Regions from separate parts of the Mus musculus genome. Here region 2 is linked to region 1. A link is a contact called in ENCODE Hi-C data. All regions are on one chromosome and are shown on one strand. The core of a region is the stretch at or near the end of the contact, and the rest is flanking DNA. Distances in the headings are between cores, read along the strand shown. Region 1 overlaps Msi2 (musashi RNA-binding protein 2). Region 2 holds the start of Taco1 (translational activator of mitochondrially encoded cytochrome c oxidase I).

The links. Hi-C counts contacts between places; a loop is a spot of excess contacts on that map.
Region 2: a map of T-helper 17 cell shows a loop between it and region 1 (18-fold over the local background). The contact joins the promoter of Taco1 here to the enhancer-like site in region 1. A Hi-C loop is called at or near these places in 2 of 37 maps with a recorded cell type or tissue (T-helper 1 cell and T-helper 17 cell).

What each region holds. Positions count from the first base shown.
Region 1 is chr11:88,635,752-88,641,397 of GRCm38, reverse strand. All of the region lies in intron 5 of Msi2 (musashi RNA-binding protein 2), which reads left to right. Among named protein-coding and RNA genes, the nearest start is that of 0610039H22Rik, 19 kb to the right of the region's middle. Within about 2 kb of position 2,282, at least 1 of the 3 ENCODE cell types and tissues checked has a DNase peak (open chromatin) inside an H3K27ac peak, as active enhancers do.
Region 2 is chr11:106,063,074-106,069,286 of GRCm38, reverse strand. It overlaps Taco1 (translational activator of mitochondrially encoded cytochrome c oxidase I), which reads right to left and starts at 3,196. Exons shown (of 5, transcript NM_027346.2): 1 at 2,769-3,196. The coding sequence starts at 3,039. It overlaps Taco1os (a long non-coding RNA gene), which reads left to right and starts at 3,246. Exons shown (of 3, transcript XR_003949781.1): 1 at 3,246-3,405; 2 at 3,991-5,142.

The DNA of each region.
Region 1 (5,646 bases), core at 1,033-3,532:
CGGCTTGCCTTCAATTATAGGGTTGCCCACTTTCTCCTCTAGCCTTGCTAATTTCATCTCATTTGGTACATGGGACATGCACACCCATCAAGAGTTTGCTGAAAGCGGTGTTCCTCCGGCGTCCTATCCTTCTTCCCCGTTTCCTCTCCCCTGAGTCAGAGGTCACGACTGACTCCTGGTTTTCTTGCATTTTATTTTGTGCAGATAAATGGCTCTCCCTCTGTCTTAATTCCCCTCCTTATGCAAAAGGCAGCAGAGTTTCTGCTCTTAAAGTCTCTCGTCTGTGCCCCACTTTCCTTTCTCTATTGGAAGACTCTGAACAGCATACAGCACACAGCACACACATTGTCCTTGGTAAGCTTGTCTCTGCAAAGTCCTGTGTTTCCTGTAGGCTGTAATAGCTGCATCTTTTGGAAGTAGATAAATGGGTGCTGGAGGGAGGAGGAAGAGAAAGGTTAAAGGTTACAGGTGAGGGGTGAGTAGTGGTCGGTGGTGGTTTCTGATTTGTGATCATGTCTCTAGTTTTCACTCAAGTTAAAATGTGATTTTCTTTATTTTTTAATATTTGTTTGTTTGTTTATTTAATGTATGTGAGTACATTGTAGCTGTCTTCAGACACACCAGAAGGAAAAGGGAATCCGATCCCATTACAGATGATTGTGAGCCACCATATGGATGCTGGGAATTGAACTCAGGATCTTGGGAAGAGCAATCAGTGCCCTTAACCACTGAGCCATCTCTCCAGCCCAAAATGTGATTTTCTTAAGTGACCTGTATTGGCTTTTACATGATACTCTTGTTTCTGTTGCATTATGACTACAAGAACAATTACTATTCTGTGCATATGGTGTGTGTGTGTGTGTGTGTGTGTGTGTGTGTGTGTGTGTGCGTGCGTGCGTGCGTGCGTGCGTGCCTGCCTGCCTGCCTGCCTGCCTGCCTGTGAGGTCATTAGTGCCTGGGTGCACATGTGAAGGTCAGAGGATAACTTCCTGGAGTCATTTCTGCCCCCATCGAGGGTTCTGGGGATGAACTCAGGTCTCCAGGCTTGCACACTTTTGCTTGCTGAGCATCTCACTGGCCCTTAAGAACATTTAAAAAGAAAACTTAAGATCATTCCTGTAAATGAGACCCTGCTGCTACTCTCTAATATCCACCTGTATTTCTTGGAAAGTTGTGTAAAAATGACAACCATTTGAAATAGCCTTGAAGTACCCCATTTTATGTGAATTCTTTTTGATAAAAAGATTTGTTTTATTTTTCCTGAGGTGTATGTGTTTGGGGCTTTGTACACATGAGTGCAGTGTTCTCAGAGGCCAGGAGAGGGCGTTGGGTCGCTGGGGGCTGGAGTTGTAGGTGGTTGTGAGCCACTGGATGTTGGTACTGGGAACTGAACTCTGTCCTCAATAAGCCGCAGATGCTCTTTACTGCCAAGCCACCTCTCCAAGTCTTTGTTCATTTGTTTTTCTGAGACAGGGTTTCTCTGTGTGGCCCTGGCTATCGTGGAACTCACTCTGTACACCAGGCTGGCCTGTGTTTCTGTGTGAACTCATAAAGATCAGCCTGCCTCTGCCACCTTTGACCCTGTAGCCTTTCCAAACTTGTAGCCATCCTTCTGCCTGTGGCTCTAGAGTACTAAGCCACAGGGTTGCAGCAGCATGTCTGGCTTCAAGACCAGGTCATGTCTCGTTCTTGTTTGAATCATGAATTGGACATTTTTTACAAAGTGTCCTGTGTATAAAAGGAATTCAAGCCATGTCAGCCTATCAGTATTTGAATTATGGGACCTATATTCCACGATACCTTTTTAAAAATGACCTTAACCATTGTTTTGATACAATGAATGCAGGGCTGGGAGCTTAGCTGGTAGTGTGCTTGCCTAGCGTGCACAGTTCTGTGGGTTTAATCATCAGGTCAACAGAAACCAGCTGGTATATGCCTGCAATCCCAGAGGCAGGGGGATCAGAAGTTCAAGGTCACCCCCAGCTACATAATGAATTTGACACTAATCTGGGCTACCAGGAGGTTCTGTCTTAAAAGGGGGAAGAAGCAGAGAGTGTGCCCAGTGCTTCATCTGCCTGTAGGAATTCTAAGTGAAGGAAAGAAACAGGTCTATGCCCAGGCCTGCCTGGGTCACACTGCTCTCTGACCTGTCTCTGTACTGTAGGAGCCGCTTTTGCAGGCAGTGTGGCAGAGCTCTGACTTTTCCACTTGTGGTGTTGCCATTCTGGGCTCTCTAATTGGGGTCATTCTGTCTGCGTGACTGTAACTGGGATGTCCTGCAGTTTTTTTTACCAACACCGTTGCTGGAAGCAGAGGAGCGGGCATTTGTCCATGGTTTCTCCCTTGGCAGGGGATGTTTGTCTCTGGTTTCCCACAGTAGCTGCTTCTGTGCCATTATCGGAGAATAGCATTGCTAATGGTCAGTTCTTCCACCAGTCACCCAAGCTGTCCTTTGGACTTTCTTAGTGTGTTGAATTCCTAGTCTGACTGTACTTTCTTCTTCTGGTCACTGCACCATCCTTAGCCCAGGCCCTGCATGTGGCTCAGCGCTGGTGAACAGAAGGCCCGTTTGGTCCCTTCTTCCTGCAGCTCACAGCCGTGTGCACAGGGGTGTGTATAGCTGCTCTAAGCTTTGCTGCACATTTTCTCAATGACTTGTGGGTACTGACTCTGTAATATAGAAGGGGAATAGGTGGGCATTGCTGTAGGAAAGAACCATCTATTCCCCCACATGGTACGTTGTTGGTATGCCTGGGCACTTTCCTGGTACTTGCAGCAAGCTTGGGCATTCCCAGGGTCCCAAGTGTGGGCCTCTTAGTTAGACCAGGGACTGAGAGTCACAGGAGGTGGGCAGGTAACAGTTAATGCCTGAGTTGTCCTCTGAGACTAGAGGCCACTGATAAGACTCAGGGAAGTCACCTAATGGAGAAATAACATGACTCAGTTGGTTTTTTCCTCTGTACTCCAGGTCACCTCCTTTCTCAGTATTGTGGCTTCTCCCTGTTTTGCCACCACCACCGTTTCAGTCAGGATGGGTCTGCTATTGCTCATTGGTGTTAACTGTTAGAGGTGTTGCCTGTATGTCTCCAGCCCACATGAAGGGCTACAAACGTCATTTCCAGTCCAATGTCTTCTTGTCCTTGCTAGAAGGCCAAAGGAGATATTTGGGGGTACAGAGAAACCTTGGAGTTACTGGAACAGTCTGTCTCACGGTGGTCCTTCCTTATGGCTCTCAATTACTCCTTTTTTTCTCATGCCACCCTGGAAACCAGTTCAATGACTATCAGTCACCCGCTCCTCAACCCACCTACTTCCTCTCCTTTTGATGACCAATGCTGTCTGGCTTCTGATTCAGAAACCGGGGGGGGGGGGGTCCATATGTACTGCGAGGATAGGAGTATGTGTCCTTGAGCTGGTCAGAGAAGGGGGAACAGTTGTAGAGACTGTAGCTTAGCAGGGAGAGCATTGGAGATGTAGGCGTTCTTCGTGTAGCACAGCTGGGGGGCAACATTTAAATCTTCTTCCTAATTAACATTTATGAGAGATCCCGACAGTGATCAGAGAATTGACAGTGATCAGAGAATTTACGGGAAGGCTCTTGACAGACCAGGGGGAGAGGAAAGGAAGAGAAAGCTCTGCAAAGAGGGGCTTTACCAGGGTGAGCTGTATACATTTGTGTCCAAGTACTGTGGAGTGCATAACAGTGCTATAAATACGTAAGTAGACAAAGAGACCACTTTGTATCAGTTTTTATTACAATCATCAAGTTGGTGCACAGGTGTGCCTGATTTGCCGCTTGCCTGTCTGCATGTAGTTACTGCTGGCCAAACTGAGCAGATGAACGGTAGAAAATACTTCCCTTTAGGCCTTTTGAAGCTAATTTGAGGAACACGTATATTTAGAAACCCAAAGGAGTGTGTAAGAAGCCAAAAATGTGACTTTTCAAACCTAGGGGCCGTCCAGAATCCAATAATACCTGACCGTATCTCCTTTGATGCCCATTGAGAAGAATTAAGCATTGAGTGACTCGGTGGCTGTCCTCTTAGTGAATTCTTGCTGGCTGGTGCCATGGAAATTATAAACAAACCATATGGAAGCGTTTGGTATTAAGCATTTTATGTTTTCCAATGATAGTTATTTTGGGTATAATCTTAGCAAAATCTCCTGTTAATGACTGGTGTGTTTCCACCTGAGATTGTGAATGCTCCAGTGCCTGTAAACAGTGCCAGGGCGTGTGTGTGTGTGTGTGTGTACGTGCACCTGCACGTGCCCACTCAGAGGAGGCTAGTGCCATGAACCATATTTCATGGTCTGATAGCTTTTATGTTATTTTCTGACTTCAATTCCAGGCGCAGAGCTGTGGAATAGCCTTGTTACGGCTTATGCTTATTTGTCCTGAGTGAATGCCAGTTTCTAGTATGTCCAAGAAAGTGATGTATCTGGAAACATAGGGGTCCTGGCTGGCCTCACCCTGCAATTGGCCCTCAGAGACTGCTCCAGGATAGTTGATAGCTCTGCCTATAAGGCTCATGGTCACACAGTACCTTCCTTTCCAGCCACTTCTCTTCACACCCACCATTTAGCTTTGCTGGGTGGGGAAGCCTCTGTGTCCTTGCTGAAGGGACTCCCTGACCTGGGCACACTTATATTCAGCCTCTTGTTTGGCTTAGGCATCCCGGGCCTTTAGCCCCTCCTCCTCTGCCTCTTGGCTTAGGCATCCCCCTTCCCTTTTCCCCTCCTCTTCTGCCTCTTGGCCTAGGCATCCCAGGCCTTTAGCCCCTCCTCCTCTGCCTCATTTGTTCTTCATGTCTTCTTCACCCATAGTGCTTATGAGGTTTCGTTCACTAACTGCCTCGTGTTAGCCAGGGTGCCAGCAGGGTGCATGTGACTCATAGAACAGGTCACCTGCACGGTTTATGAGGTTGAGATAGGGGTTGGTGCTCCCCGAAGAGTGATGCTAAGTCCAGTAGTGCGGAGTAATCACAGCCCCTTTGCCAAAAAGGCCATGGCTAGAATTGGGTTATAGAGAGAACTCCATAAAGGAGCTCTGAGTGCAGAGAAGAGGCAGGTAGCCCAGCAAGCAGGGATTGGACCCTACTGCCCAGCCTCAGCTTTTCTTCTATCCTTCTCTGGATGCCGACATCTGCTAGCCAGGACCACACAGAAGCTGGGGAGTCTGGGAGACCACAAACCTCATTCTATGGAGGATGGTTCTGGAGGGGCTGGTTGAGTGTGGGCACCACAGCCCCATAATTTCTTTTGGGAGGGTTACACCAATAGCAGCCACAGAAGTCACCTCTGCTCACTTGGTGTCTCAGTCACAGGATGGTGGGACAGGGGCTTGGCCCCGCTCTGGTCTATATGAATACCTTCCATTCTGCAAATCAGTGTGCCATTCTAGCAAAGTCAGGGTGCTCGTGTAGCTTCAAAACAGACTCTCAACTTCCTACCCTTCCCATTTCGGAACCTTCTAGCCTGGGTTTTTTCTTCATATGAGTCCTGGCGTCCCCACTGACCAGGTCAGTGCCGGACCACAGTTTGTGTTGATGCAATGAGTAGGTAGGTGAGTGAGGGGACACAGGGAAGCAGGTCTAATACGAGTTGTGCTCTCATTCAGTGGCTCCCTCTCACCCTTAAACCATGGAA
Region 2 (6,213 bases), core at 1,947-4,446, about 17 Mb before region 1:
TTAAAGGTGTGTGCCACCACAGCCTGGCAGAGGACAAAAGTATCAGAATTTGATCCCTAGATCCCACATATAAGAAAATGCCAGCACCAGTTTATAATCCCAGAACCAGGCAGGCAGATACAGATCCTGTGACCACTAGCCAGCTAGGCTGTCTATTTGGTAAACTCTAGGCTAGAAAGAGCCCTGAATTAAAAATAAAAAAGCCAGAGAGATGGTGGTAAAATTGCCTAATGTGCAAGCCTAGTGACCTAAGGTCTATCCCTACAATCTACTCATAGGAGGAAGGAGAGAATCAGCTTCAGAAAGTTGTCCTCTGCCAGGCTGTGGTGGTGCACGCCTTTAATCCCAGCACTTGGGAGGCAGAGGCAGGCGGACTTCTGAGTTCGAGGCCAGCCTGGTCTACAAAGTGAGTTGACAGCCAGGACTACACAGAGAAACCCTATCTCGAAAACAAAACAAAACAAAAATAAAGTTGTCCTCTGATTTCCATGTGTGCTGTGGCTGGCACAACACACACACACACACACACACACACACACACACACACACAGTATTTAATCTAGATAAGCATATTGGCGCACACCCGTAACCCCACCACTCCAGAGGCTCAGCATGTGAACTACATAATGAGTTCTGGGTCCGTTTCAGTTAAGAGTGAGATTCTGGCTGGACATGGTGCTGAACACCTTCAAACCCTGCACTCAGGAGGCAGAGGCAGATTCCAGGTCAGCCAGGGCTACATTGAGAAACCATGATTCAAAACAAACAAACAAACAAACAAACAAAAAAAAAAAAGAGTGAGACTCTGTCATAAACAAACAAACAAACAAACAAACAAACAGAAAGTACTTGATTTAGTGATTCTATTGGAATAAGGAGAACTATTTTAGGGAAGAAGTTTCTTTATTGGTGGGTACAGGCGATGGAATTCAAGGCCTCATCCATGCTGAACACTGGGCTTTATGCCTGGGCTAGAAACCCAACCTGGATAAGAAGTTCCTAATTCAGTCTGTCTTGAGGGATAGTTATCATGTTGCAGGGTTTCAGCAAACTCCATTTCTGTCAGCTGAAACAGTTGAGTGTTAAGATACTTGCTCTTACTGTCTGAGTTAATGCACTCCCTGAAGTGCTCACATAGGACTGGGCTCAGCCTCTGTTCAGCCTCTGGGGGAGGGGGACTATACAGGATGTTCTCTGTAGTATCCCCTCCTGGGTCAAAAATAATGTTGGTTAAATCAAAACTTCCTTAGAAAAGGAAGCAAAGAGAAGCATCAGACACAAGTTGTAGGGATAAATTAACATTAGCTTATTGCCTTTTGCATGCCGCAAGCCACCTCAAAGTGGGTATTGTCCTTGCTTTACAGAAAATTAAAATTCAGTAGTTAAGCCACGGGTTGAAGGGCATTGAATCAACCTAGCCAATACATCGTTCACATCTTCCTAACTCCAGGTCCACACTTTTCATAGGATTTTCCCCCCTCTACTTCTACCAGCCTGACACCGAAGTGAGAATCACTGAAGCGACGCATGGTTCCAAAACTGACTTTCCAAGGAAATGTCTTAGGAGCTCTGATGAGGGAAAAGGAAGCGAGAAATGGCTTGTCTCAGCATGCCTGTCCCAACCTTCAGTGGTAGTAGAAGCAGCTGCAGAGCGCATGGTTAGTCCCTTCAAGAAAGGCACTTTCTTTCTCTTTCTTCCTTACAAGACCTGCTCATGTGCTTGCATGCATGATGCATGCAGTGCCTGAGGAGGCCAGAAGAGAACATTGGGTACCTTGGAACTGAAGTTTAAGGTAGTTGTTAGATGTCACATGGGTGCTGGGAAACAAACCCAGGTCCTCTGCAAGAGCAGCAAGTGCTTTTAACCGCCCAGCCATCTCTCCAAGCCCTGACTTGACTCTTTATGCTTTATTTTTTCCTTTTCCCTCTTCCAGTCATTTTATTTGATAAATATCTTTAACTTTTTAAATCGATTCTTTGTGAATTTCGCATCATGCACCCCAATCTCACACTGATCCTGTCATCCCTCCAGATCCATCCTCTCCACGCTTGCAGTCTCCCTCCCCTAAACAAAACCAAACCAAACCCATCCCTGATGTAGAAGCAGAAGCTGCGGTGTTGTGGAGTGTCACACTGGATATTCTTTTGTCCAAACAGCTTCACTTGCAAATGTCCATTGCCATGAATTATTGGTCTGGTTCGAGGCCTCCGGCTTCTGCCACACTTTCTTTTTTTGTTTTTTGTTTTTGTTTGTTTGTTTTTTGTTTTTTGTTTTTCGAGACAGGGTTTCTCTGTGTAGCCCTGGCTGTCCTGGAACTCACTTTGTAGACCAGGCTGGCCTCGAACTCAGAAATCCGCCTGCCTCTGCCTCCTGAGTGCTGGGATTAAAGGCATGCGCCACCTCGCCCGGCAAAATAAAACAAAGGTTCGGGAGCGGAAAAAGACCGGAACGACACGGGAACCCGCGACCGGCACCGACAGAACCAACTCGCGGAAATCGGGCAAGCCGGCCGCGCTGCCACACTTTCTTAAGGCGTATTTCTATGAAGTACCTTCTAACTATACCCTTAGATGAAGTCATTTTTATCTAAGGGCGGGTCTCTGAAGGTCTTTGAAAAGGAAAACAGGTATATCCAGTGTAAGTAAGTGCTTTGAGGGTTATGAGTAGGACAATTATGACAACTGGGGGTTGGGGGGACGGTCCTAAATGAAGCCTTAGGCACCTAAAGAGCTTCAGTGACCAGCAGTGAGGACTACCAGGTTCTCACCTTTAACCGCCAGGCGGATACTGAGAGTGAGTTTAGAGAAGATTCGACTCCTTTCCATGTCCTTGGGGCCCTTGATGTGCCGGACTTTAGACCACTTATTGTGTCCCGCCGAGGCCGTCGCGCTGACATGCAGCGTCCTGTGTGGCGCTGCACCACAGCCGGGGTTTGCATGCTGGGAGGCGCCCCAAGGACCCACGCGGAACCCGAGGCATCGCACACGAAAGCACGGGACAGCGGTCATTCTCAGGCTGGCGGCAGCCCAAGACATCATCTGCTTCGACAAGGGGCTGCGCGGTGCAAAGATGAGCAGCTAAAATCAGCCCGTCTAGTCCGGCCCCGGAACAACCCGGTCTGGACGTTCAGACCGCTGCTACAGCTCTCCAGAAACTCAGAGGTTCGGCTCTTCCTGACGCTGCACTGCCTTGAGTGACCGCGAAGGAGCCGGGCGCGGGGACCCTAAATGGTGCAGTACACTTCCTTTGCCCGGTCCGCCGCAAAAAGACGTTCCCGGATTCTGCAAAGTTGGTTCCGCTGCCTCGCGGTACTCGTTCCAACCCCGCCCCTGCCAGGAGTGACGCAACCCTTCTTTGCTCCCGGTTGCTTGGAAACGACAGATCACCTTCCCGGAGAGATTCAGGTGACTGACTTTCCTTCCTAACTGAGCAAGTCCAGAATAAGAATTGTTTGGTTGAAAAAGAAATATGTAGTTCAGTCGGTTCATTTTACAGATAAAGAAACCGCCGCCAAGGTTGCCTGTTTAAAAAAAGGAAGCAATAAACAAAAAAGTACTAAATGCTGGGCGTGGCAGGCCATGTCTGTGATTCCAGCACTTAAGAGGCGAAGGAAACCTTAGGACTTTGTCTCAAAAAAAAAAAAAAAGCAAAAACTTTAATTAAAACAAACAACGACAAAAAAAAAAAAAAAAAACAACCAAACAAAATAAGCCACTACCCCACCAGCCGACGAGAAGCGATTTGCCCAGTCATTTAAAACTTTCTGATTTAGATTTCATTTCTGTAAACAAGGATGGCATTGCCTGTTTTGCCAACCCATACTGGACAAAAGATCGGGCCAGCCTTTGAGTCAAACTGCTATCTTCGTTTTCCATCTGTTGTTTTAAAATTAGTTTAAGTATTTTTAATATATGTGTATGGTTGTTTTGACTGCATGTATGTCTGTGCGCTACATGTGTGCCTGGTGTTCTCAGATATTTATTTTACAGATAAAGAAACCGCCGCCAAGGTTGACATCAAGATAGCCTGGAACTGATGGTTGTGAGCTGTCACATGGAGAATCGAAATTGAACCTGGGTCCTCTGGAAGGGCAACCAATATCCTTAACTGCTGAGCTATTTCTCCAGCCCCTTCCACCATCGGTTCTCTTGGCAGAGAAAACAAGAGAAAAAGGACACTATGGAAAAATAAAGAAAAAATAATGTAGCAGCTGCTTGAAACTCTTTAAGAGCTCTCTAGGGGGGGGGTGAATTAAGTCTCAAGAGCGTAACACATTTAAAAAAGCAGGTCAGTGTGAAGGCAGTTTGAAGTCTTGCTCTCTAAAGTTAGGCTGGATGAATTCAAAGTGTGTTTCTGCCATTTAGTAGTGCAACCTTGGGCAAGTTCTTTACTTTCTGTTTCCTTCTACAATGGCCTTGAATAAGCAGGATGAGGGGAAGGGCACGGACACAGATTTTATATTATTTTTTAAAAGATTTATTTTATTATTATACATAAGTACACTGTAGCTGTCTTCAGACACACCAGAAGGCATCAGATCTCATTACTGATGGTTGTGAGCCACCATGTGGTTGCTGGGATATGAACTCAGGACCTTTGGAAGAGCAGTCAGTGCTCCTACCCACTGAGCCATCTCTCCAGACCCCAGATTTTATATTCTTAGTGGATATGTCCAAAATTAATCTACTTACCTTTCATTCTCATGTATGTCTATGGGAGGGCATTATGTTAGCTGTTAGATTATCCTTGTGTTTCCTTCCTAGTTCCAGAATAGCAGCTGGCAGCCACCAAGCACAACCTGAGTTCTTTTTTTTTTTTTTAAGATTTATTTATTATGTGTAAGTACACTGTAGCTGTCTTCAAACACTCCAGAAGAGGGCATCAGATCCCATTACAGACGGTTGTGAGCCACTATGTGGGTGCTGGAAATTGAACTCAGGACCTCTGGAAGAGCAGTCAGTGCTCTTAACTGCTGAGCCATCTCTCCAGCCCGTGTTTTGTATTTTGAGACAGGGTTTCTTTGTGGAGCCCTGGCTGTCCTGGAACTGACTGTGCAGAGCATACTGGCTTCCGACTCAGAGATTCATACACCTCTGCCTGCTGAGTGCCAAGACTAAAAGCCCACGCCACTGCTACCGGGAGTGAGTACGAATTCTTTGCCTCTTTTGTTTCTCTTGAGTCTCCTTCATTATGAAGGACATCCTTCATTCTTCTGGTGAAATCATTCTTCAGGACTCAGCTCCAGGGGGCTGGAGCGATGGCTCAGCATTTAAAGCACTTGCTGCTCTTGCAGAGACATCGGGTAGGAGCCTCACAGCCTCTGTAACTCCAGTCCTAGAGGATCCAATACCCGCCTCCCACTTCTGTAGGTACTGCATACACATGCTGCAAACACTCATTTAAAAAAATCTTCAATGATTATATTTTATATGTGTGGGTGTCTTACAAGTACTCTTAACTGCTGAGCCATTTCTACACTCTCTACTCCTTCAAATTCTATTTTTGTTTTGTTTTTTTAAGACAGGGTTTCTCTGTGTTGTCCTGACTGTCCTGGAACTCACTCTGTAGTCCAGGCTGACCTGAACTCACAAAGATCCATCTGTCTTTGCCTCCCAAGCATTGGAATTAAAAACCTGCAACTCAACTGCCCAGCTAGATCTTTTTTTTTTAATTAGGTATTTTCCTCATTTACATTTCCAATGCTATCCCAAAAGTCCCCATACCCACCCACCCCCCACTCCCCTACCCACCCACTCCCCCTTTTTGGCCCTGGCGTTCCCCTGTACTGGGACATATAAAGTTTGCAAGTCCAATGGGCCTCTCTTTCCAGTGATGGCCAACTAGGCCATCTTTTGATACATATGCAGCTAGAGACAAGAGCTCCGGGGTACTGGTTAGTTCATAATGTTGTTCCACCTATAGGGTTGCAGTTCCCTTTAGCTCCTTGGGTGCTTTCTCTAGCTCCTCCATTGGGGGCCCTGTGATCCATCCAATAGCTGACTGTGAGCATCTACTTCTGTGTTTGCTAGGCCCCGGCATAGTCTCCAGCTAGATCTTCTTAATCATGTGTGTGCAACTTGTGGCAGTCAGTTCTCTCCTTCTGTCATGTGACTCATGTTTAGTAGTGGTTTCAAACTCAGGTTGTCAGCCGGGCGGTGGTGGCACGCACCTTTAATCCCAGCATTTGGAGGCAGAGGCAGGCAGATTACTCG